Regions from separate parts of the Mus musculus genome. Here region 2 is linked to region 1. The links are chromatin loops, found by intact Hi-C in ENCODE. Cell type or tissue: left cerebral cortex. All regions are shown on one strand. Links, peaks and the distances in the headings refer to the core of each region. The heading gives the core; the rest is flanking DNA. Region 1 has its middle 140 kb from the start of Gm2560. Region 2 overlaps Runx1t1 (RUNX1 translocation partner 1).

What was found. Peaks named below come from ENCODE experiments on the same cell type or tissue, not always from the same donor. Only the 100,000 strongest peaks of a DNase experiment are listed, where the experiment ranks them.
Region 2: it touches region 1 in a loop (4-fold over the local background); 10 of 42 quality-filtered maps call a loop at or near these places.

What each region holds. Positions count from the first base shown.
Region 1 is chr4:14,430,617-14,439,692 of GRCm38, reverse strand. It overlaps the pseudogene Gm11836. Among named protein-coding and RNA genes, the nearest start is that of Gm2560, 140 kb to the right of the region's middle. In left cerebral cortex, for the core only: a CTCF peak has its summit at 3,948 (motif pointing right); a DNase peak (open chromatin) is centred at 4,108.
Region 2 is chr4:13,861,892-13,865,891 of GRCm38, reverse strand. It overlaps Runx1t1 (RUNX1 translocation partner 1), which reads right to left. Exons shown (of 11, transcript NM_009822.3): 7 at 606-691; 8 at 1-61. Among named protein-coding and RNA genes, the nearest start is that of Runx1t1, 79 kb to the right of the region's middle. In left cerebral cortex, for the core only: a CTCF peak has its summit at 2,625 (motif pointing left); a DNase peak (open chromatin) is centred at 1,695.

The DNA.
Region 1 (9,076 bases), core at 2,331-6,330:
TTATCAACTGAATGGGGAATACCTATAGCACTGTGGTTTTCTTTTGATTTTTTTCCTATTTTATATCTTTATATATCAAGTGTTCATATTCTCCTCATAATCTCATATTAACTCTTTGTTGAATGACTGAGACTCAGTCTTTGGTGTAGATACTTTCTGTTTTGTACCCTTTAGTAGTCTACAATGAGTGTGTAAGAGTAGCTTCTCTGAGAAATGGACCATGAAGCTGGTTTAAAAAGAATTCCCTTGTTATCAACACTTTAGAAAGACAGTGATAAATTGAATCCTAATGTGCTTGAAACTAGTCCTTAAGCATATGTAGGTTGATCCATTTTGTGCGGGTCTAAGGAAATACACAGACTCGATAATTGATAACGAACAGAGATTTATTACCATTATGGACATGAAACCCAAGATCAGGGCTGCATCAGGTGAGGGCTGTGCTGTTGTATTCTGACAGGGCAAAAGATGTCACTGCTTAGAGACAACACAAGAGAGAAGCTGAGCTTGATTTTATAATAAACTCATTAATCATCTCTTACAGTTTTTATCTCTCGATATTGGAGCCCTGGGGATGTGGTTTACAAAAGATGAATCTTGGGGTGCACAATTAAACCATAGTAACATGAAAAGACTCTGGATAGGTCTCTCAGAGATACAGTGAAGTGAATGGAGTGCCTTAGCCTACACCTGCACATCATTAGATCTATGTTGTCTCCAGAGATGATGCTGGCTCAAGCAAGCAACTTCCTTCATCTGATGACAACTCTCTGGGAGAGAGCTAGATATAATTCATGAGCCCTTTCAGCAGTCAGGAATATAACCTTGACGTGGAAGGAAGAACCTAGGTGATAAACTATGGCAGCCAAATCTCTGAAGTACTGGCCTGTGGATGGGCCTAATAGGCAAAATGGTAAACCACATTGCAAAGTGAACATTTTGGGAAGGGGTCACTTAGAAAGGAACTCAAGTCTAGAGCAGAAATGTTTATTTTTGGTATGTGAATTTTCATAGACAAATTGAGGGAGAGATTGGATGGTGGCCAGTATGCTGGAAGTTATTCAATGCCCAGTTATACTTTATTCCTCTGCCCCCACATGAGGCTGTACTGCCTATTCCTACCCTTAACTGTGCCTGTTGTGAGGTTGTTTCCAGTCTTGTGTTTTAGCATCTTTATCAGCACCAACATGCTGCAGCTTGGGTGGGAAAGACAGCTTCCTTTGTGGTCAAAGGAGAAAACTTGGTTGCTGGACTTTTCTTACACTTCCTTAATATTTGGGGACTTTAAAAAAATAATTATTTACTTGCTTTAATTATATTCCAAAGATGAAGAAAGAAGATAAATGGATTGATCAATCTTCCGTGTTTGGCTTTAAGCTTTACCAATTATTTCCTAAAAAAGAAAAATGTACTGTCTCAAGAAGTGACAAATTCTCAATCACTAGAGGTATTTAGAAAAAACAGCCACCCTAGGGGAATGCAGGCAGGGTTCTTGCCTCAGTGTAGAATTAGAATTGAGCTTTATAGAATCTGGAACATCTGTGATTCCATATAAAAGGCTTTGTTATCATAAAAGGAATGCCATACAAATGTCAAAGAAGAGGAATAATATGGCAGCACACCCCCATTTGATACGTAGGTTTGTTTCTTGTGGTCTTTTACTTGGTCTTTTTCTATCACCCTAGGGTCACCACCATTCCCGGAAGAGGACCCTTCGATTTAGTTATTCAGAATTTCTAAGAGTCTCTCAATTGTGCCTTAAATGCTATACTTGTGGTGCATACCTAGTGTGTCATCAAGACTTCTGCCATCTTACAGTTACCGATATGACATCAGATATCCATTCAGAGATGAGGACATCCATTCAGAGAGAGATGTCTTTACATGGAAGTCTTCATCTTTGTTTAGTTGTTCCACATTTGCTATTTCTCCATAAGACTAAGTACCATGAAGAGAAAGAGTGCATTGCTTGCAGTTTTGTGCTTTCAGAAGTGAGTAACAGTGTAAAACAAAACAAAACAAAACAAAACAAAACAAATAAACAAAAAAAAACAAACCACCAATAAAATTGTAAATGAAAGGCAGAATGTTAATAGATAAGGTATTTGAGAACATCCAAGAATTTACCCAGTGCTACCTAGTTAATGGCTGTGAATGTTAGTCAGTAATATAAGGTGCATTTTAAACTTTCTTCTGAAATAGTTTTTAAAATACAGAAAGAACAAGTCTCTAACAAATGAACAACAATGGCAAAAATCAATAAAACAAACAGTATTCAATAAATTGAGAAGGGGACTAGAAGTCACTCTAGTGAGAAAGATTCTGCTGCCTGTGTAGAGATCACAGACTTTGCTACTGGGCATATTTATTTGAGATTTTTTTTCTCTCAGGATGAGTTATTTCCTGAGATCTGCTTCAGTTTCTTACCCAAATAGGCTCAAGCTGATCGTCCTCTTTCTGTTGGCTGGAAAATATCCAACCATGTCTACATCACAGCAGAGAACATAATTTAAGCTCAAACTGTGATTTTATCTATCTAAAAAGGATAAAATGAATTACATATTCCAGTTGAGCGTATGTATTCATAAACAGTTAAGCACACCAAAGTGACCAGTAGTAGCACTGGAATAGTCTAGCATCTGACTCTGATGGTCTTCCCTGGGCTGGTCACATTTGGAAGTGAAATGCCTTTCCTCCCCCCCCCCGACCCCTGCCATCCCCTCCACACACCCTGAAGATCATTTTAATGAGTAGGCCAAATGTTTTCTTTATCACTTATTTTATACAATGCTACACTAATAGTGAATGCTTACGTGGCTTTTGCCTGGTGCCAGTCAGTGCTTTGCATACATTAACACATTTAATCCTCATGATAGAACTGTAGGAGGTAGGACAATGCTCAATCCTCATTTATTAAGTGCTCTGAAACAGGGTCCCAGAGAAGTTTGGTACTTTGCTCAAGATCACACAGGTGGTAAATGGCAGAGTCCGGTTTTTGGTTAGTCCGAGATGCTGCTCAAACTCTAGACTGCAGTGTGGGGAGGATCTGCTCTCACTTTCCATGTAAAACAGCATCATTCAAGAAACTTACTCAAAGAAGTCCCGGTGTGTGACCCAGAGAAGCAGCAACAGAGAAAGGTAACACTGGAAAAGAGAAAGAATAGTTTTCTGGCAATGCTGCCTCAATATTTAAAATACATCATTCAGTTAGTAAAAGCTTAGTGGTCCATTGCTAGATATATAGTGATAGACGTTCAGAAACTTGTCCGGTGTTATACAGGAGACTTAAACCCACATCTACTGGAACCCAGAAGGAAGGTGAGAACTACATCTCAGGCCTGATTTCTGTGGACCTTTGGGGAGACTACTTGAGTAAGCACCAGAAGTTCACCATAGCTGCAAGGGACTCATCCAGGATTGGCAGTATAATTAATAGCCATAGAATTTTAACATTAGCTGCTGGTAGCTTCACACCAGCTTACTACTCACTCAATATTTGGATATATGGTCATTTGGGTACTTGGTACTTATATGTGTTTTAATTCAGTTTTGGAAATTATATGCAAAATAGGCAAAGCCTGTCAAGAGCAGTGGTAAGTGCTGTTGATTATTATAAAATTCCCTGTATTTCCGTGTTGTTTGATTCCAATGCTTCACAGAGCACATTGTTACTGCTTCAGAGTATGTTTAGATGGATATAGGTTGGAAGGATAAATCTCTTGTAGTCACCATTATTATTTACAATAATAGGCCTGGAGAGTCACTAAAGAATGTCAATAATTTTACTTTTTAAGAGGAAATCAGTGTGATTGATAGCAGCACCATAAAATAATATGAAATATATATGGTATCAAGTCCAATATAAAGGTACACTTGTTCCCAAGGGAGAGAATGTGTACTCCTAAACATTTATTTTGAAGGTAGAAATGTTAACAGACTTGGAGATGAAATTAGACTCTTCCACAAGGTGTCACTATTTCTCTTTGTTGAAAACGCTTTGCTATCCAGTTGCTTCCGAGCCACTTTAAATAAACAGAAATGAAGTAAATAATTCCTCCATTTTTAATGAGGGAGTCAACCAGCATAACAAACGGTCTACAGAGAGACACATTTTGATATTCAACCCAGCCCTGCATGCCAACTTTAATACTGGCTCAGTACAAGCTCCTTAGCACAGAGGATGACTAGTGTGGTATTGATACATATTTATAGAGGAGGATGCAAGTACAGTTCAATGATCTGTTCAGCTCTAAAGAAAACTGTGAGTAAAAGCAATTTCCCTGCTAAAAAGCAAGGATTTTAATTATCGCCTACAAAACGCCACAACCATCTTATCACACGTCCCTCCATGCTCAATGCTATTGACCCAAGTAAAGACAATTAAGTTCTAAAACCACTAGAAAATGGACTGTGAGGAATTTACAGCGCCCTTCTGTGGCAGCCATCAGATCATAATCTCAAGAGCTTGATTTGATTTTACATAAAGCAGAAGGGCCACTTTTTTCTCAGGCTATTGTCTTTCTCATGCCATGGTCATTTTTCTATGTCTGTCTTAGTCCATCAAAGGCAGCGTGACAAGATATCATAGATGGGGTGGTGCAGAAGACAGAAATGTATTTTCTGACTGCTCTCAAGGCTGAGAAGTTTGTGAGCAAGGCTCTCACAGATCTTATGCCCAATAAAGGCTCTCTTTCTGCCTCTTTTCTGATGTTGGCTGCTTTTTTCACTATATTATTTCACAGTGGTCAAGAAGGGTGAAGGATGGGGAAGAATATGAATGGATGAATCTTGTCTCTCTTTGGTTAAGGTCATTCATGAAGGATTAACCTTTAAGAGCAAGTTTTCTTCAAAACTCTCCACAAAATACTAGTCTAACCATTTTATTTGTATTAGGCTTCCTGATGTGAACTCCAAGAGGACACAAACATTTCATCTATAGAACAGTCTAAAATACCTTAACCACAAGTCCTAGGGAACAGATCAACAGCATAGTGACACGGCCTGAAACAGAACATTTGGAAACCTTTGCATCTTTCAGACAACAGGAGCCTTTCTTTCTTTCTTTCTTTCTTTCTTTCTTTCTTTCTTTCTTTCTTTCTTTCTTTCTTTCTTTCTTTCTTTCTTTCTTTCTTTCTCTCTCTCTCTCTCTCTCTCTCTCTCTCTCTCTCTCTCTCTCTCTCTCTCTCTTTCTTTTCTTCCTTTTTTTTTTTTGAGAGCAAAGAGAGCAAATTTTATTTGGTGAAGGCAAACATCATCCAAAAGAAACCAGATGGGCAAGGTGCTGTGACAGGGGAGCCTCTGGGGCCACACAGAAATCACACTGGGCAAGGAACAGGCTCGGGATACAGAATGTCCTCAGCTATTCAGCACCATCTCTTCATAGTTGATGCAACCATTGCTGTCCTCATGCCCTGCCACTAGCATCTCTACTTCTTCCTCTGTCATCTTCTCGCCCGGTGTGACAAGGACATGACGGATTTCAGCACCCATGACGGTGCCATTTCCTTCCTTGTCAAACACACGAAGGCATTCAACATAATCATCGTAGGTTCCCTGGTCCTTGTTCTTGGCCACGGTCTGCAGCATGGGCAGGAAGTGCTCAAAGTCCAGCACCTTCACATTCATCTCATCACTCTTGGGGTTCCCCAGGACCTTGAGCACCTCGGCATTGGTAGGGTTCTGGCCCAGGGCCCACATCACATCCCCACACTGGCTGTACAGGATCTTGCCATCGCCTGTTCGGTCAAACAGCTGGAAAGCCTCCTTGAATTCTGTGGTCGGGTCCTCGGTGAAGTCACACATCTTGGCTGCTGAGCTCTGCGGGACCTTTTCCGGCAGTAATGGCCAACAGGAGTCTTTGTGCCAGACATGTTTGCACCCATCTGTGTGTGAACTCAATAAAACGCATTTGGTGAAAATGTACCAGTCAGTGAGGGTGATCAGTTTATTCAGCAAATATTTGTTGAGCTCTGATTTATTTTATAGTTTTAGTAGAAAATGAAGGTTTGGAAATATGAAAGGGAAAAATGCCAGGTATCATGGAGCATCCTGTCTGATAAGGAAGAATGACAATCAAAGAAGTGTACTATGCTTCCTAGGCAATGATTGGTGTCTCCTTAGTATTCACACAATGCAGACCAAGAGCCTCTGCGCCTGGGAGGCTCTGAAGTTCAAGCTCAAGAAGCTGCGGATGCCCACTGAAAATTAGCTTTTCTCAGCATTGTCCACTTCCCAGGAAACCCTAAGACCACACCTCCAGATTAAGTTTGGAATCACATGATATTATGCTCTGCACTTAGTCTAAGTAAGCTATGTGTTTATGTCAATAACATTAATTTGAATGTTTCCTCACATAAACAAATTATGGGGAAAAATAATGAGCTAAATTTTCTTTTCTGATGAAGGTAACCTAGATAGGTCTTCATAAAAAAGCAGGGCAGGGTTATTGGTCATATTGTCAGGTCTTTGTCTTCATGAGATATTTCATTGATTGATCAGCATTTGTACCAAAATAAATGACTAGTTTTCTTCTCAGCAGAGTATTAAGTGTTTCAGCCCCCAGACAAGGCCATTCTCATTTCCATTTAACATTGCTGATACGTGCAGATAAGTGCTTTCCCCTGCCACTTTGGAAGTTTTAGAAATTGACAGAAAAGAACAGAAGTCTGCAAGTTGGGTTATCAAAGATGAGGACGAGAGAGCAAAATGAAACCAGATGTGCAACTACTGAATGTTGGCATCATTCTCTGAGTGAGTGATAGAATGTAGCAGTTGCCACTTAGAAAGCTAGGCAGAAAACTAGTGAAGAGCAAGAGCATATATTCATGCCTGCTTTGCATGAAAAGGTACATTTTAAAGTTTGATGTGATATGATTCAGCTTAAAAAAAAAACCTGTGTAGGTGTTGCTAGTGGGAATGCCTTTAAGTTTGCAAAATTAGTTTATAATCTACTTGTAATATGCAAACAAATAAAACTTGTGTCTTTTTTTTTTTTTTAATCACTGCTCTTTTCTTGGCAGGTTTTTATTCTGTTATTATATCAAAGCAAGCGACTCTATTCTACAGCTTTTCTGTAAAGATTCTCGATGAGTACGTTGAAAGTATCTATTTATTTTTCCTTTAGCAATGATAATTGTTAATTATGTCCCCAGGAGACAGAGCAGTTAACCGAGGCCTGGAGCCTTACATTCTGTGAACCCATGGGTACTCAGGGAATTATGTGAGATCACAGTACAGATAAATGTGTGTTATTTTTCATGTTAATGCTTATTTTCAAACACCTTCCCTCAAACGCTCCCAGCACTCCATAAATCCTAAATTACCTCCTCCTGGGCTTCTTTTCTTTACGTGTCACCCTTGGAGAGTCACACTCCCTAAGGTCAGTGACTGACACTGGAGTTCAATTTGTCTTTTAGAGGGTAGTGAGTCCCATGTCATGTGGCCACGTGGGCATGAGCCTCATTAACAATGGCTACTAACTCGTTCCCCCACTTAGATTCCTCTAAAATCACATGTTGTGATCATGGAGTAGAACTGGTACACACAGAGAGCAAAACGTATAGACCTACTTTATTTTCAAAAAGTAGCAATACCACCTCACTTGAAAGATATACATGATCTCAAAACCAGGTCACAGGATGCAAGGCTGATGTGGGAAAACATATCCTGAATGAAGCCTGGTTTTGCTCCTGGCTTCCACTATTCCAATACCAGAGAACAATTTGATTTGTCTTTGAATGGTTTTTTTTTTTTTAACATTCCATTATTTTGAGTGGAACTCAAATTGATTTCTCTAGTTTAGTGAATCACTGCAAGTGTCTATCCTGTCTGCTTCCTTGACATGCAACTCTGAATGGATAATTCATTTCCTGACTTAACCTTGTTCCATACTTTGCAAACATTTGGAACCATGACCCTGTGCATATCCACTCAGTAATCTCACCATGACTGGATTTACTTTTAGTTTCTGTCGTGTTGGGGTACATGTATGTGTATGCATGTGTGCTTGTTGTTTTAGTACAGGCATGCTCATGCCATGGCATAGAAGTCAGAGGATAATCTCCAATGTGGGTCCTTGTCTCCTGCCTCATTTGAAATGGGACCTTCTGATGTTTTTTTCTCTGTGGATGGACCCCTTCCTCCCTCTCATAGTCTAAATCTTTCCCTTACTACAAAGCAGAGAATTTTACAGAAAATATCTCTATCTGAGCAAGTGTGGTTGATTCTGTTTTGGGCTCCAGACTTGCCTTTGACAAATGGGACAAAGGTAACAGCTCAAACAGTGAATTCTGATAAGATACTCTAGAAGCTGCGCCCTCAGGTTTTTATTTTTAATTTAATTTACTTTTTCTTAGTTTAGTTTAGTGAATCAGACTCACAGAATAAGTAAATGTCTGTCAATGGGTGACCTCTGTTGTTTTTACATCGTTCTGTCCTCACTTTTGTCCTTTTCCGACTCCTTCCAAGGTGTAATCATCATCAGATTATTCATTCCTCTTGCTGAAAAGCCTGCTTTCTCCTCATCAAGACTAACTTAAAACAGTTCTCTTGGTCTCTCTCCATTGGACAAGGAGGCCACCATTTTTTCCCCCACTGAGTTATGTTTTCTCCTGTATGTTTTCTCTTGTGGTCCTGGACCTTTCCTAGCTGATGCCCCCCAGTTCTGCAATGTGGCTGCTTTTTGTCATCAGTGTGGAATTTGTCTGCTCTAGTCCTCACAGGGTTCAGCTATTGTGTTTAGAATCCACACATTCTTCTTTTTTGACTTATTCATTCATTTTGTCTCAGATAATGTCATGAAAATGAACTGAAATTTCAGAGACAGTACTTCTTTGTAAATACATTCTTCTATTTCTACTGATAAAGGACTAGATTGGATTTTAAATTCCAGTTTAGATGCACTTCCTCTCCCAAGGCAGAGAGTACTGTTCATGTGTTTCTAGCAATAGAATTAACTGCTGCTATCAATCATGTTTGTTTATAGGGCATTTTTGATTTCCTTGGAACTTTTAGTTACTTACCCTGGCAAAACTTCGGAGTATCATGGTAAGAAACTATTTTCTTTACTGAACAGGTG
Region 2 (4,000 bases), core at 1-4,000, 570 kb after region 1:
GTCTTAGTACAGTGAGGGATCGTCTTGTCTTCTCCACCATGTCCATGATGCAGTTTAACAGCTTTGTGAGAAACAGCGGGTGGGGGAGGGGATGATTATACAAATCACCACAGAGTTAAAGCTTAGATGAATAATAAACACAGACAAGGACCAAGGAAACATAATGTTTTCTTTCTGAAAGCTTTAGTGTAACACTTTTCTTGGAAAGATCTGAAATTCAGACCCAATAATTGATGAAATTTGACAGAAATGAGGAGGGACAAAAGAGGAGGTATGGATGGTGTCACGACAGGTAGCTACTTAACGAACAGTGTTATGCAATAAATTCATCCTTCCCAATACAGAGCTCGGTAAGCTACGAACTAAGTGTCCCTTTCACAGTAAGACAGTGGCCTGCTGATCTGCCTTCTCCCAAGGTCTAATATTTCTCTTAAGTAGCTTTCACATATATTTACAAATCAGATTCCATGTTTTATATCAAATAATCTAACTCAGTTCCCCCCTCCCCCCCAAGGGCAGGAAATAAAACATTTTAAAGCACTTGGAAAACCTCTTGTCACTTGTTTGTAAACTATTTTTAGCCCAAAAGATTACTGATGTCTTACATGATCGAGATGTTTCCACTCTTCTGCCCATTCTCTGTCTGTTAGTCTGTGGTCAATCATTTCTTCTTGACGTGTGCCATGTAACCCTACAAATGGAGAGAACAAGACTGAATCCTCGGAGACTCCAGTATGCAGTCCGTCTGCAAAGAACACAGAGCAACAACTACGGGATGTGAACACATAATGACTCTGGTAGGTGCCTTCACAGCTGAGAGCTGGTTATTTGCATAGCATTCCTCAACTCTTAGAATCACAATGAAATCTGGGCTCCAGCTTCTTGTGGTTGAAGCAACAAGGAAGGCATTGTTGTTGTAAACAGATTTAGTATGGTGAAATACTTTGTTCAATTCCCAGCAATTAATCAATCCAGCATCAAATATGGCTATAGTGCATTAAAAATAAGAATAGTGTAATCTATTTTACATGGGTGGGACTATACCTTTTCAAAAGGAGCATAGCAAAAAAAAAAAAAAAACAAAAAAAAAAAACAACTCACATTTCAACAATTATAGTTGCATACAATCTTACTATGCATATCTAACAAGGTCCAGGAACAAAAGCTTAGATGATATGAAAGTCACAGGTGATCATTCAACTTATCAAATACAAGTAGTGAGAAGAAACTAGACCTTTCTTTTCTTTTTAGTTATTTTGTTTGTTTGTTTTTAGAAACAACGTCTCACCACGAAGAACTGACTGGCATAGAAATCACTTTGAAACCCAGGCTGGCCTTGAACTCTCAATTTTTCAGTTTTGGTCTATGAAGTATTGGGAATTTAGGCCTGAACCACTATACATAGCACCATACCATAAGTTTTATAGAAGGAACGAAGGAGGGGAGGAAGAGAGAGAGAGAGAGAGAGAGAGAGAGAGAGAGAGAGAGATTGACATGCCAGTAACAAAATAATCAATAAATTTTCAAGGCAAGAAACTGAAAATTCTAATTCAAGAATCATGTGTAATAAGCCTCTTTTGTCTATGAAAAATAGCATAACATGAGCTGGGAAAATGGCTGAGTCAACAAGCTACTTTCCATACAAGCAAGAGAACCTAAATTTAGATATTCAGCACCCATATAAAAAAACAGGACACATTTTTAATCCCAGTTTCCAGGAAGGCAGACAGTAGTTTCCCTAGACCTCACTATCCAGCCAGTCTAAAAAATATCAGTGAGCTCTAGGTTCAGCGAGAGACTGTCAAAAAGTAAGAAAGACAGAAATTGAGAAAGATACCTGATGCTGATCTCTACACTCTACAAACATAGGTACCCACAAATAAAAGACAGCATGGAAATGCTTGCCAAGGGGGCATCAAGCTTTGTTTCCCCTAATAAATGGTCTCACTCAAGCCTAGGCTGGCTTAGAACTCATTGCCAATCCACCTGACTCAGCTCACCAAGTGTGAAGTAACAGATGTGAATGATTCCCAGCTCATCACCAACATCAGTGACTGTGAGAAGGGAACAAAGATGCTCAGGAGAACACAAAGTCCATAGGTCTCACTGAAAGGGCAAAGGGTCTGATGGGCTCGTCTCACAGATCACTGAGGACAGAGACCATCACAGTCAAAGAAAGGCAACTGCCTTTTCTATGACATCATTTTCCACTTTAGATGGCTGAATCCCTATAGTTGGCTCCCATTCCTCACAGACTTATGCTTAAGGAAAACCAGGGCTGGCAAGTATGCAGTTCCTGGAAATGGAGGGTCTTTTGCAAGATCTGAATGCCTCTAGAGTTATAAGACACTGTGTTCCAATTACTGTGACAAGTAAGTGATCTGAAATCTTTCTCTGAGCTGATTTAGAGAGAGAAAAAAAAACCTGATGAATCACAAGGCTGTTTTCATTCATGAATGTATGTACATCCTGGATGTATTGGATTAAATAAATTCATTACAGTTTTTTCCTAGGCTAAAAAACCAAAAATTCTAAGTATAAGATGTTTTGCATTATTTCTGTCCAATTAGAAAATATCCAGAGATATATTTCAAAAGTTAAAATTGTTAATGCCACCTATTGGTAAAAAGGGAAAACTACAAATATATTTTACTGATTTGCATAATAGGAAAGACACCGAGGGAAAGTAATATTTAGTTATTGCTCTGTTTGTTGTGATTATTTCAAGTTGAAATGTTTGCAAATATGTAATTTTTGTTGACTTATTTTTTTTTGCCTGTGTTTTCAGGGAAAAGAAGCACTAATGTTAAAATTAGTCATCACAGAAAACAACTAGAGAGTGATAAGAATATAAATGTGACAGGGACACTCATGACACTGGCATCTAGATATATGCCTGTGAGGATCAAGAATTATTGAAGTCACAAATGTGTCAGGACTTCAGCACACTAACTCAATATTGATACACGCATTTAATACTCAGGATAGTTAATGAGTAATAGGATGTCTATAGATAAAAGCAGTTCAGCATTTGGTAGCTGTGCTGGGCTCCATCTCATAATAATAATAATAATAATAATAATAATAATAATAATAATAATAATAAAGAAATATAGGGTTGTTTCGATGCACTTGAAGTCTGGGGGTTGTGGCTAGGTCTAATTGAATAAGAAAAGGAAAAAATTAAGAACCTTAATGTTTGCATTTATCAGTATTTCGATTTCACACATGTAAGTTTTCAGCCCCACATTGTTTTGATCATAATGATAACAGAGAAGACCATAAAGAGGGACACAGGCTTGAGTAAACTACACTTAATAAAACAAACAGTTGCCATTCATGGGATAATTGGCACATGTTGAGACTTAAGTCGTTCTTAGATTCCGACGATTCTAGATAAATGGCACCATGTTTTAAGCTTATTGATAAACTAATGCTGCTTACAAAGTTAGTTTATTCAAGACTTCTCATGAATAATATGTCCCTCCACGTAAGAAGCATTTATACACTACACCTTTATGGTGATTTTTATACTCGCAAAACGTCAGCTTAATGTATAGCACTACAATTTGTTTCTTACACATCAAAATTTTATTTTACATTAATACAGACTAAACTCTGCCAGACATTAGGAAGGGTTAAATAGTTGCACATATTTCTAGAGACTAGCACTACATTAGTTTTTATAAAACTATATTAGTTTTATAAGCTAGTATAATTAAAAGGTAAGACACATGGTTTGGAGAAAATTACAAAAAAACAGTGGTTGCAGACAGAATTCATAAGGGGACATTTACTACAGGAAAACAATCAGTGCATATAAGCGTAATTACTTCCGTGCTGATTACTCTATGACACACAGTAACTAATACTTCACCAAATGCTATTGTTGCCTAAGAAAGAGACTTCTTTTTGCGGGGAAAGGCAAGAGTTTATTTCAGCTTACAGGGTACATTCAGTGAGGCCATCCAGAAAGGCCAAGCTAGAAAGTGAAGGAAGA